Linked DNA regions of Homo sapiens: region 2 is linked to region 1. A link is an interaction called in ENCODE POLR2A ChIA-PET data of the cell type or tissue named here. Cell type or tissue: GM12878. All regions are shown on one strand.

Region 1 (5,000 bases):
ACTAACCTATCCCGCCACTGGAATGTCACCACGTCCCCAGCCAGGAACACCTTTCTCCAAGCCACCAGGCTCAACTCTTCCTTGTCCACCCAAACCCAGGTGAAACCTCCCCAAGAAGCCTGCCAAGATCCTAGGAGTCAGTGGCCATGCTCTCCCCTGGGCCAGCATGGCCTCCCCACCTTCCCCTTCCAGGTGGCGTACTGCCCCTGCCACTGGCTACTGGGAGACAGGGCTCCAGCTGGCAGAGACTGAAGTCACCCTGCCCTTCCCTACTCATTTTACAGATGAGGAAATCAAGGCTCAGAGGGGGTAGAGTAACCTGCCCAAGGTCACTAAGCAAGTGGAACCAGGTCTATCCTGCATTCCAGCTGCCTGCTGGGTCTGATTTCCATCTCCTGGAAGTCAGGGACAAAGCCTGGGTTGCCCAACACGCCCTTGGCTCTTACCAATGTGGGTGCTGGGGCTCAGGAAGGGTCCGTGGGCCCCGGGAGCTGCCGTGAAAGGGTTGGCTGCAGCGTGGACGGCACCTGGGGCAGAGAGGTGGGAGATTCTGATGAGGCTGAGTGGGCACAAGCTGGGCCTCAGGCTATAGACAGGGAACCTCAGGCCCGAGGGGGCTGGCCAGACTCACCAGTCGCAGTGAAGAGGGAGGCCGGGTGGGAGAGCTCCTGCCCAGGGGGCAGGGCCCCATAGGGCCCCGGAAGGCAGGGCAGGAGGTCATTCCGAAAGTCAAGCTTGTGGGAGTCACCCTGTGTGGGACACAGGGAGAGGGGCAGTACATGAGGAGCCAGTCTGGTCCCCCTCTTGCTCTCTCACCCGTGGTTCCCCTCCAAAGGCTGGCTGGCACCCAGATGGGGCCTGGATGCCTATCTTCTGCCTCTCTCGGAGCCTTCTCTGAGCAGCCCCCTAATGAGCCAGAGAACTAAGGTGCCAGCCATAGAACTGTTCAGCAGTGATGGGGGACAGGAGAGAATGTTTCTGGCCAAGATTCTGCTGAGCTCTGTTGAGGGCCAATGCCCAGAGCTCAGTCCTCCCCTGACTCTGAGACCCACTCTCCCCAGCCCTCCGGCCCCAGTACCTTCATTTTCTCCTGGTGTCTCAGGATCATGTAAGCCACACGCACGTGCATGGCACACCACTTCCCTGGTTTCTGCCGCCCCAGAAGGATGACCAAAGGGAAAGGGAAGGAAAGAACGTTCACTCATCATCCACTCCAGGCCTGGCTCTGGGCCCAGCCTCGCCACAAAATATCCCTACTCATCATTCCTACAACCAAGGGATGACTAGGTTCATTTTACAGCCTAGGAAACTGAGGCTCAGAGAGATCAACTGCCTTGCCCAAGGTCCCATGGCCAGTTCCATCCGAGCCCAGGTCTGCAACTTGAAAGCCCTCACTCTCTGCTGTTCCACATCTGGCTGCCTCCATGTTCTGGGCTTCTCACTTATTTGTAAGCAAAACCCCCCTTAGCCAAACATGCTAACACCAGCCCCCAGCCTCATGCAGCCTGAGGTCCTCACACAACTCACCCTCAAAGGTGGCCGGAAATGGTCGGGGATCTGGGGATGGCAAAGGAGAGATGGGAGGCGACTCAGACCCGAGTCCTGGGCCAGGCGCCTCGCATCTCCACAGCATCCACTCACCCCCAACATGCCTGAGACACTGGGACTCCCTCAAACCCTTCCTGCTCAGGCCCAAACTCCTTTCCCCATCTCTCCCAGTCTAGGCATCTCTCCTCCAGCACAAGGTTTCTGAACCAAGCCCCAGGGAGCTGCCCTGCTGGAAGGCTGCGGGTGGTGAGGGGGCAGGCAGGACAGGTTTCTCAGAGAAGCTCTCCTATTACCAACTTTAGAGTATAGCGGTCTGTTTAAGATTTATTTAGGGAAAATGCCTTTGAAGGAAGTTGGAAAACCTCTGGCCTAGTCTTCCCTGTAGGAAACTGGTCCTGTGCGTTTCACAACGTTCCCGCAGCCCTGGGGTCTACACTGCTGCAAGTGCTAAGGGGAGGGAGGCTCTGGCTCTCCTCACTTCACCAAGGGGCAGCTTATCTTTTGTTTTCCGAACAGGGCTTCCTGGTATGATGTCATTTGGAAAAAAAGTGTTTTGTAACTTTATTAAAAAGTTTGAAAACCACTACAAAAACCATTGTCCTAATCATCCTATTTCTGGGACAAGCTCATGAAACTCTCATTCCTCATGCCTGGGAAAGCCAGCTATTTACAGAAATTCCCTCTCTATTAGACACCCAGGAACACCCGATTGTGAATTCAAGGGAGGAATCAGCAGTTCACTCTCCTCAAGTCAGTTCTGTTCTCCCCGCAACACACCTTCCAGCTCCCCCAGGACCTGCCCTGGCCCCCTCACCTGTGTCCCCTTCTGGGAGAGCCCGCTCGGCACCGGCCCCAGTCGTGGTGGCAGCTCAGGGTTCGTGCTCTGGGAAAGGGGAGTGGAGGGATCAGACAGGAGAGCTGGCACCAAGCACAAAGGGATCCAGAACCAAGCTGGGACACTGGGCAGGGAGGGATCATGGCTTTGGAGAAAACTGGGTGCAGCAGGGCAGGGCAGGAGGATGGGCACGACTTTGGGGAATGGGAGAAGGGTGCTTGGACCCGGCGTGTCTGGGTTTGTCAAGATGGTAGGCGGTGGTGGTGTCTGGATTGGGAGCTCACCTTGGGCTGGAAGGCCCCCTGCAGGGAGCCAAAGGAGACGGCCGGCGGGAGGCCCGGAGGCAGCCCGGGCACTGCGGGAGGGAAGGCCGTGTACGGCTGTGGAGAGAAGGGGGACTAGTACAGGTGGGGGTGGAGGCGCAGCCCAAGTCCAGCCTGCCCGTCAGTCCACGGGCCTCCACCCTAAAGCCCCCCAGGGAGCTGTCCCAGGCTCAAGGCTCTTGCTTTTGTGCTGAAGACTGGACCCCAGCAGTCAGGGTCACAAGCATGGATGCATCCACGCCCACACCACACACCCCATACGCACACGCACACACACACTCACATTATGTCGGAAAAGGCCTTCCATCTTTCCTGGATATTTCTCAAACTAGGGAAGAGAAGGGAAGAGTAAGCTGCCAGCCAGGGACCCGGGCCTTCCCCCAGAAGCCATGCCCTCCCCAGAGGCCTCCGAGCCTCATCGCCAGCCCAATGAGGAGCTCACCATGTGGGGGCCGTGGGGTGGCAGCAGGCCCGGGGGATAAGGGGTGAAGTGCTGGTGGGTGTGCTGGTGGGTGTGCTGGTGCTGGTGGTTGTGCTGGTGGAACTGGAAGGCCAGGGGCCGGGCCGAGCCCCCTGCCCCCACCACCTCAGGGCCACCCTGGGCATTCAGGTAGCGAGAGTTCAGGTCCTGGCCGATCAGGTCCTGCTCTGTGGGAGGGGACGGGAGAAGGCTTTAATGCTGTCGCCACATCAGCCTCCTTGGGCCCAGGTGACTGCCTTCCCTCTGGCCTCGAGCCACTCCCTCCTCAAGCCCTGCTGTCTGCTGAGGCTCAGGTGCCCCAAAGCCAACTGGGCCCGAGCCCGGGGTGATGGCCCCCCACCCCCCGGCCAGGACCCCAAACTCACCAGAAAGGGCGTTAGCGGCTGAGGCCCCAGGGTGCCCTGGCACCTGCAGCAGGGGTGGGGGTGGGGGCAGGGTGGGGCCAGGGGAGAACAAGGAGGGGTGGTGGGGTGGTGGGGGGGGCCGCAGCCCGGGAGGGGGAAAGCTGTGGGTGGACAAAGGCAGGGGCAGTGAGGGCGTCGGGGGCCGGTGGGTGAGCTGCGCGGACGAGGAGGAGGCAGATGAGGAGGAGGAGGACGAAGAGGATGATGAGGGGGGAGGCTGAGCCACGGGAGGGGCCGGGGCCTTGGGGGGCGGCCGTGAAGAGCTGGGGAGAGAAGTGGGGAGATGAGTGAGGGGTTGGGAGGTGCCAGCTCTGACGGGAGGGGGTCAGAAGCCTGGGTGATACCGTGACCCTGGTTCTCCAACACGGGAGGTGGCAGAACCCAGCCCCAGGACCGCCCCCCACCGAGGGAATCCGTTCTCAGACTGAGGCGCCTCCCACACCCAGCAACCCCTATTTCTCCCTGTCTAGGTCTCTGCATCCACGCAGCTGCCTCTGCCATCTCTGGCCAGATGACTTTCCCTTTCTGACTCAACCACAGCACAGAACAGATCATTCATGTTGACGCTTAATTAGAACAAGCCACCTGGGGTCCCACCCTACAACAGTGGAAGCAGCACCACACTGGCCTGGCCTGGGAGTCAGGAGACCTGAATTCTAGGCCCATCTTGCCATGAATGCCCGGGGTGACCTTGAGCAAGTCACTGCCCCTCTCTGAGCCTTAGTTTTCTCAATAATAACAATGACAATGACGGTGACAAAATAGAGCATCAATAGTAAGTGTCAATAGTTCTTACCCTGTGGCAAGCACCTGCTGTAGGCCAAGTGCTGGCACCTGCTTTAAAAGCTAATCCAAGTCTCCAACATTCCACGCCACCTTCCCCACTGCTGCCCAGCAAAGTAACCATCTGAACTGCATCAATGGCTTCTTTTAAGAACTCAATTTCCTTTTTTTTTTTTTTAACTTAGCCTCCCCCTAAGCAATCGCGTGTGAAATCAAGGGGCTGAGGCATGACACTCAGCTTTCTAAAGTTCACAAAAGCTAACTCAGGACTATTTTTTAAAGTTTACTCACGTAAGACCTGAAATCATCCCATATATCACTGACGCTGAATGTACACACTTTGGGAAACACTGCATTCACTCGTAGTTAATCCTCACAACAGCTTTAAGATGAAAGTACTATGATCATTCCATTTGACAGAAAGAGGAAATCGAGGCTCAGAGGGGTTAAGTGACTTGTCAAAAATCACACAGCCAGGAAGCGTCAGAGCAAGAATTTGAATCTGGGTCTGACACCAAAGCCAGCGCTCTTAACCATCATGTCAGCATTTCCCAAAGTATGTTCCAAAGAACACTATTCCGAGCAGACTTGCCTGCCTGAAAAAACGTTCTCACCAGCAAACACAA
Region 2 (5,000 bases), 1.8 Mb after region 1:
CTGAGGCAGGAGAATCGCTTGAACCCAGGAGGCAGAAGTTGTGGTAAGCCGAGATCGCGCCATTGCACTCCAGCCCGGGCAAGAAGAGAAGCAGAGAGAAACTGTGTCTCAAAAAAAAAGAGAAAAAAAAACCGGGGCACAAGGAACTGTGAGTTCGAAGGCCCTGAGGATGGAGAGACCACAGTGTGTCTGAGGAACAGGAAGGCCACCGGGGAGGAGAGAAGAGGAGACCAGAAAGAAAGGCAGGGCCACATGAGTCCGACCTCGGGGGCCTGTTGTGCATTGTGCGTCTTAGGAGACGTGGGAAGCACCTGCAGGGTTAAGCAACGGAGAAGCCTCCCGGCTCCAGGCTTTCAAAAGCTCACTTGGGGCCAGGTGCAGTGGCTCACGCGTGTAATCTCAGCACTTTGGGACACTGAAGCGGGCAGAATGCTGGAGCCCAGGAGTTTGAGACCAGCCTGGGCAACATGATGAAACCCTGTCCTACAAAAAAACACAAAAAAGTAGCTGGGCACAGTGGCACATGCCTATGATCCAGGCTACTTCGAGAGGTTGAGATGAGAGGATTGCTTGAGCCCAGGAGGTCGATGCTGCAGTGAGCTGAGATCGTGCGCCACTGCACTCCAGCCTGGGTCACAGAGTGAGACCCCATCTCAAAAAAAAAAAAAAAAAAAAGAAAGAAAGAAAGCTTACTTGGGGCTGTGTTGGGGTAGGGGACACAGGAGAAGCTGAGAGGCTGGGACTGTGGTGTACAGGAAGGTGGTACCTTGGACCAGGGGATGGCCGCAGAGACAGGAAGAAATGGGTGGATGTGGAATCCACTTTTTTTTTTTTTGAGATGGAGTCTCGCTGTGTCACCCAGGCTGGAGTGCAGTGGTGTGGTTCTCGGCTCACTGCTAGCTCCACCTACCGGGTTCATGCCATACTCCTGCCTCAGCCTTCCGAGTAGCTGGGACTACAGGCGCCTGCCACCACACCTGGCTAATTTTTTGTGTTTATAGTAGAGACGGGGTTTCACCATGTTAGCCAGGATGGTCTCGATCTCCTGACCTCGTGATCCGCCCACCTCGGCCTCCCAAAGTGCTGGGATTACAGGTGCGAGCCACCATGCCCGGCTGGAATCCACTTTTTTTAAGATGGAGTCCTGTCCTGTCACCCAGGCTGGAGTGCAGTGGCCTGATCTTGGCTCACTGCAACCTCTGTCTTTCAGGTTCAAGCGATTCTCCTGCCTCAGCCTCCCCAGTAGCTGGGATTACAGGGGCCCGCCACCACGTCCAACTACTTTTTTTGTATTTTTAGTAGAGACAAGGTTTCACCATATTGGTCAGGCTGGTCTTGAACTCCTGACCACCCACCTCAGCCTCCCAAAGTGGTGGGATTATAGGCATGAGCCACCATGCCTGGCCCTGTTTTTTTTTTTTTTTTCTCTTTTTTGAGACGGAATCTCACTCACGGCAACCTCTGCTCACTGCTCACTGCAACCTCTGCTTCCTGGGTTTAAGTGAATCTCCTGCCTCAGTTTCCCGAGTAGCTGAGATTACAGGTGTCCCGCCACCACGCCCGGCTAATTTTTTGTATTTTTAGTAGAGACAGGGTTTTACCATGTTGGCCAGGCTGGTTTTGAACTCCTGACCTCAAATGATCCACCCGCCTCGGCCTTCCAAAGTGCTGGGATTACAGGCGTGACCCCACTCCACCCAGTCCTGTGGAATCCACTTTGGAGGTGGACCTGGCAGGGCCTGCTGATGGGTGGGGAGTGAAGGGAAGAGAATGGATGGCTGGGCCTGTAATTTGACGGACTGTGTGGATGAGGGCACCTCCCTGCAGAGGTGGGCCACGAGAAGTGTGGTGAGGGGGGCCAAGTTCCTGGGAGATGCAGGCTGAAGGCAGGGTCTGTGGCAGGGCCGACAGCTGCAGAAGGACCTGGAGAGCGTCAGTCGCGAGCGGGACGAGCTCCAAGAGGGCCTGAGACGGAGCAATGAGGACTGTGCCAAGCAGGTGGGTCCCTGCCGCTGCTGCAGCCCCAGCCGGCCTCTGGCTACCTGCCGCCCCCTGACATGCCCTTGCCCTCACTTTCGCCCTCCCTCCAACCCAGATGCAGGTGCTCCTGGCCCAGGTCCAGAACTCAGAGCAGCTGCTGCGGACCCTGCAAGGGACCGTGAGCCAGGCCCAGGAGCGGGTGCAGCTGCAGATGGTGAGTACCTGGGGGCCCTAGGGCAGGAGGGCGAGGAGTCCAGCAGGAATCAGTTGCACGTGGTGGAAGGGGGCACGTGGGAAGTCAAGGAACCTGTCCTGTCCCCAGCTGCTCAGGCCACACCCTGGAACCGGTGCCAGGTAGGTAAGAGGGTTTTGGGGCAGCTGGTGCCGTGGCCAGAACAGGGCCCCTGCAGCCACACAGAGCTGTTTGATCTTGAGCTAATCCCAGACTCCCAGCCTCTGCCTCACCATCTATAAAACTGACATAATGGGCCCTAGTTTGCAGAGTCATGAGGATTAAAATCAAATCTGACTGGGCGAGGTGACTCATACCTGTAATCCTAGCACTTTGGGAGGCCTAGGCGGTTGGATCACCTGAGGTCAGGAGTTCGAGCCTAGCCAACACAGGGAAACCCCATCTCTACTAAGAATACAAAAATTAGCCGGGCATGGTGGTGGGCGCCTATAATCCCAGCTACTTGGCTGGGCAGGATAATCGCTTGAACCCAGGGGACAGAGGTTGTAGTGAGCCGAGATCACGCCATTGCACTTCAGCCTGGGTGAAAGCAAAACTGTCTCAAAGAAAAAAAAAAAAAAAAAGCAAATCAGATACTGACAAAGACTGGGGAGGAGACATACGTGATTGAACAGGGCCAGGTGTAGGGCAGGAGGGTAGGAGGGCAGTAGGCGGCCTGGAACCAGAGGCCCCTGCAAGGGGCTCCTGCCTCTGGGCTTTGCTGACTGTGGCCACCTAGGAACACAGGTTCCCTGCTGCCAGATTTTCTGATTTTTCAAGAGAAACCAAAAATATGAATATTTGTGTATTGTCTCCTATTTTTTTTTTTTTTTTTTTTTTTGAGACGGAGTCTCGCTCTTTCACCCAGGCTGGAGTGCAGTGGCACGATCTCGGCTCACTGCAAGCTCTGCCTCCCAGATTCACGCCATTCTCCTGCCTCAGCCTCCCGAGTAGCTGAGACTACAGGTGCCTGCCACCACGCCCGGTTAATATTTTTTTTTGTATTTTTAGTAGAGACGGGGTTTCACCGTGTTAGCCAGGATGGTCTCGATCTCCTGACCTCGTGATCCACCCGTCTCGGCCTCCCAAAGTGCTGGGATTACAGGCGTAAGCCACTGAGCCCGGCCTCCTGTTTTTTTTTTTTTAAGAAATGGTGTGTTGCTCTGTCGCTCAGGCTGGCCAGGCTGGAGTGCAGTGGTGCAATCAGAGCTCACTGAAGCCTCAACTTTCTGGGCTCAAGCAATCCTGCAGCCTCACCCTCCTGAGTAGCTGGGACTACAGGCTCACACCACCATGCCCAGCTAATTTGTAAATTTTTTTGTAGAGTCGGGGTCTCACTATGTTGCCCAGGCTGGTCTCAAACTCCTGGCCTCAAGTGACCCTCCCACCTTGGCCTCCCCCATAGCCAGGGTTATAGGTGTGTGGCACCACGCCTGGCTTGTCTCTTAATTTTTAGAATTGGCAACTACTTTAAGGTTTTAAAAATATATATGGGCCGGGCACGGTGGCTCACACCTGTAATCCCAGCACTTTGGGAGGCCAAGACAGGTGGATCATCTGAGGTCAAGAGTTTGAGACCAACCTGACCAACATGGTGAAACCCCGTCTCTACTAAAAGTACAAATATTAGCCAGGCGTGATGGTGGGCGCCTGTAATTCCAGCTACTTGGGAGGCTGAGGCAGGAGAATCGCTTGAACCCGGGAGGCGGAGGTTGCAGTGAGCCGAGATCACTCTATTGCACTCCAGCCTGAGTGACAGAGGGAGACTCTGTCTCAAAAAAATATATATTTTTTAAAATTTAAATTTATATATATTTAAATATTTGTGTGTGTGTGTGTGTATGTGTATATATATATATATATATATATAGACCAAGTAAAATATCTGGCTTGGGCCCTGGCAGCAGCCTGTAATCTGCGTGTTAGCAGGGACAGAGGTGTCTGAAGAGCTTGGTAGCAAAAAGTGCTCCTTCCTTGCTTAGGAACAGAGAGGGTATGGGCTCTCTTGCTGTCAGTCTGGGAGGAGGGTTCAAGGAGGTTTGGCCTCCTAGGGACTGGAGACGCCCTGTCCTCTTCATTGCCTTATACTAACTGTCTGTCCATAGGCGGAGCTGGTCACCACCCACAAGTGCCTGCACCATGAGGTAAAGCGGTTGAATGAGGAAAACCAAGGGCTCCGGGCCGAGCAGCTGCCATCCTCAGCCCCCCAGGGCTCGCAGCAGGAGCAGGGCGAGGAGGAATCACTGCCCAGCTCTGTGCCAGTAAGCTGAGTGTGGGCACTGAGAGCCTGGAGCCACCGTGAGGGCCCCTTCTTCCCAGGCAGGGCAGAGCGTTGGTCACGACCAGCCAGGGTGCTGTGTATTTGCTTGGCTAACTCATTTGCCTTCTCTAAGGCTCAGTTTCCTCATCTGAGAAATGGAACCATACATGCTTTCCAGCATTGGCATCAAAAGAAAATGAATTAACAGAATGCTTGGCAGGAAGGAAGCAGTCATTTGGTTGGTTTGCTATTTTTAAGTGACACGCGAGCCACAAGATTGAATTTATCATAATCTTTGGTTTATAGCAAGCTGCCATCATGGATCTATGCCTAGCCTTTGTCAACTTTTTCTTAATAATATGGCTTATTAGCCAGGCGCGATGGCTCACACCTGTAATCCTAGCACTTTGAGAAGCTGAGGCGGGCGGATCACTTGAGGTCAGGAATTTGAGACCAGCCTGGCCAACGGTAAAACCCTGTCTCTACTAAAAATACAAAAAAATTAGTCAGGGCTAGGCGCGGTGGCTC

The links. Peaks named below come from ENCODE experiments on the same cell type or tissue, not always from the same donor. Only the 100,000 strongest peaks of a DNase experiment are listed, where the experiment ranks them.
Region 2: POLR2A ChIA-PET joins it to region 1 with 6 read pairs; 1 of 35 experiments calls an interaction of 5 or more read pairs at or near these places.

Annotation. Positions count from the first base shown.
Region 1 is chr16:30,663,069-30,668,068 of GRCh38, reverse strand. It overlaps FBRS (fibrosin), which reads right to left. Exons shown (of 18, transcript NM_001105079.3): 7 at 3,553-3,854; 8 at 3,149-3,354; 9 at 2,990-3,034; 10 at 2,668-2,763; 11 at 2,363-2,431; 12 at 1,528-1,557; 13 at 1,079-1,150; 14 at 632-749; 15 at 447-527. Among named protein-coding and RNA genes, the nearest start is that of FBRS, 7.1 kb to the right of the region's middle. In GM12878, no CTCF peak of the experiment used is centred here; no DNase peak of the experiment used is centred here; H3K4me3 peaks cover 889 bases.
Region 2 is chr16:28,908,082-28,913,081 of GRCh38, reverse strand. It overlaps RABEP2 (rabaptin, RAB GTPase binding effector protein 2), which reads left to right. Exons shown (of 13, transcript NM_024816.3): 6 at 1,903-1,998; 7 at 2,096-2,194; 8 at 4,318-4,473. Among named protein-coding and RNA genes, the nearest start is that of RABEP2, 15 kb to the left of the region's middle. In GM12878, no CTCF peak of the experiment used is centred here; no DNase peak of the experiment used is centred here; H3K27ac peaks cover 1,095 bases.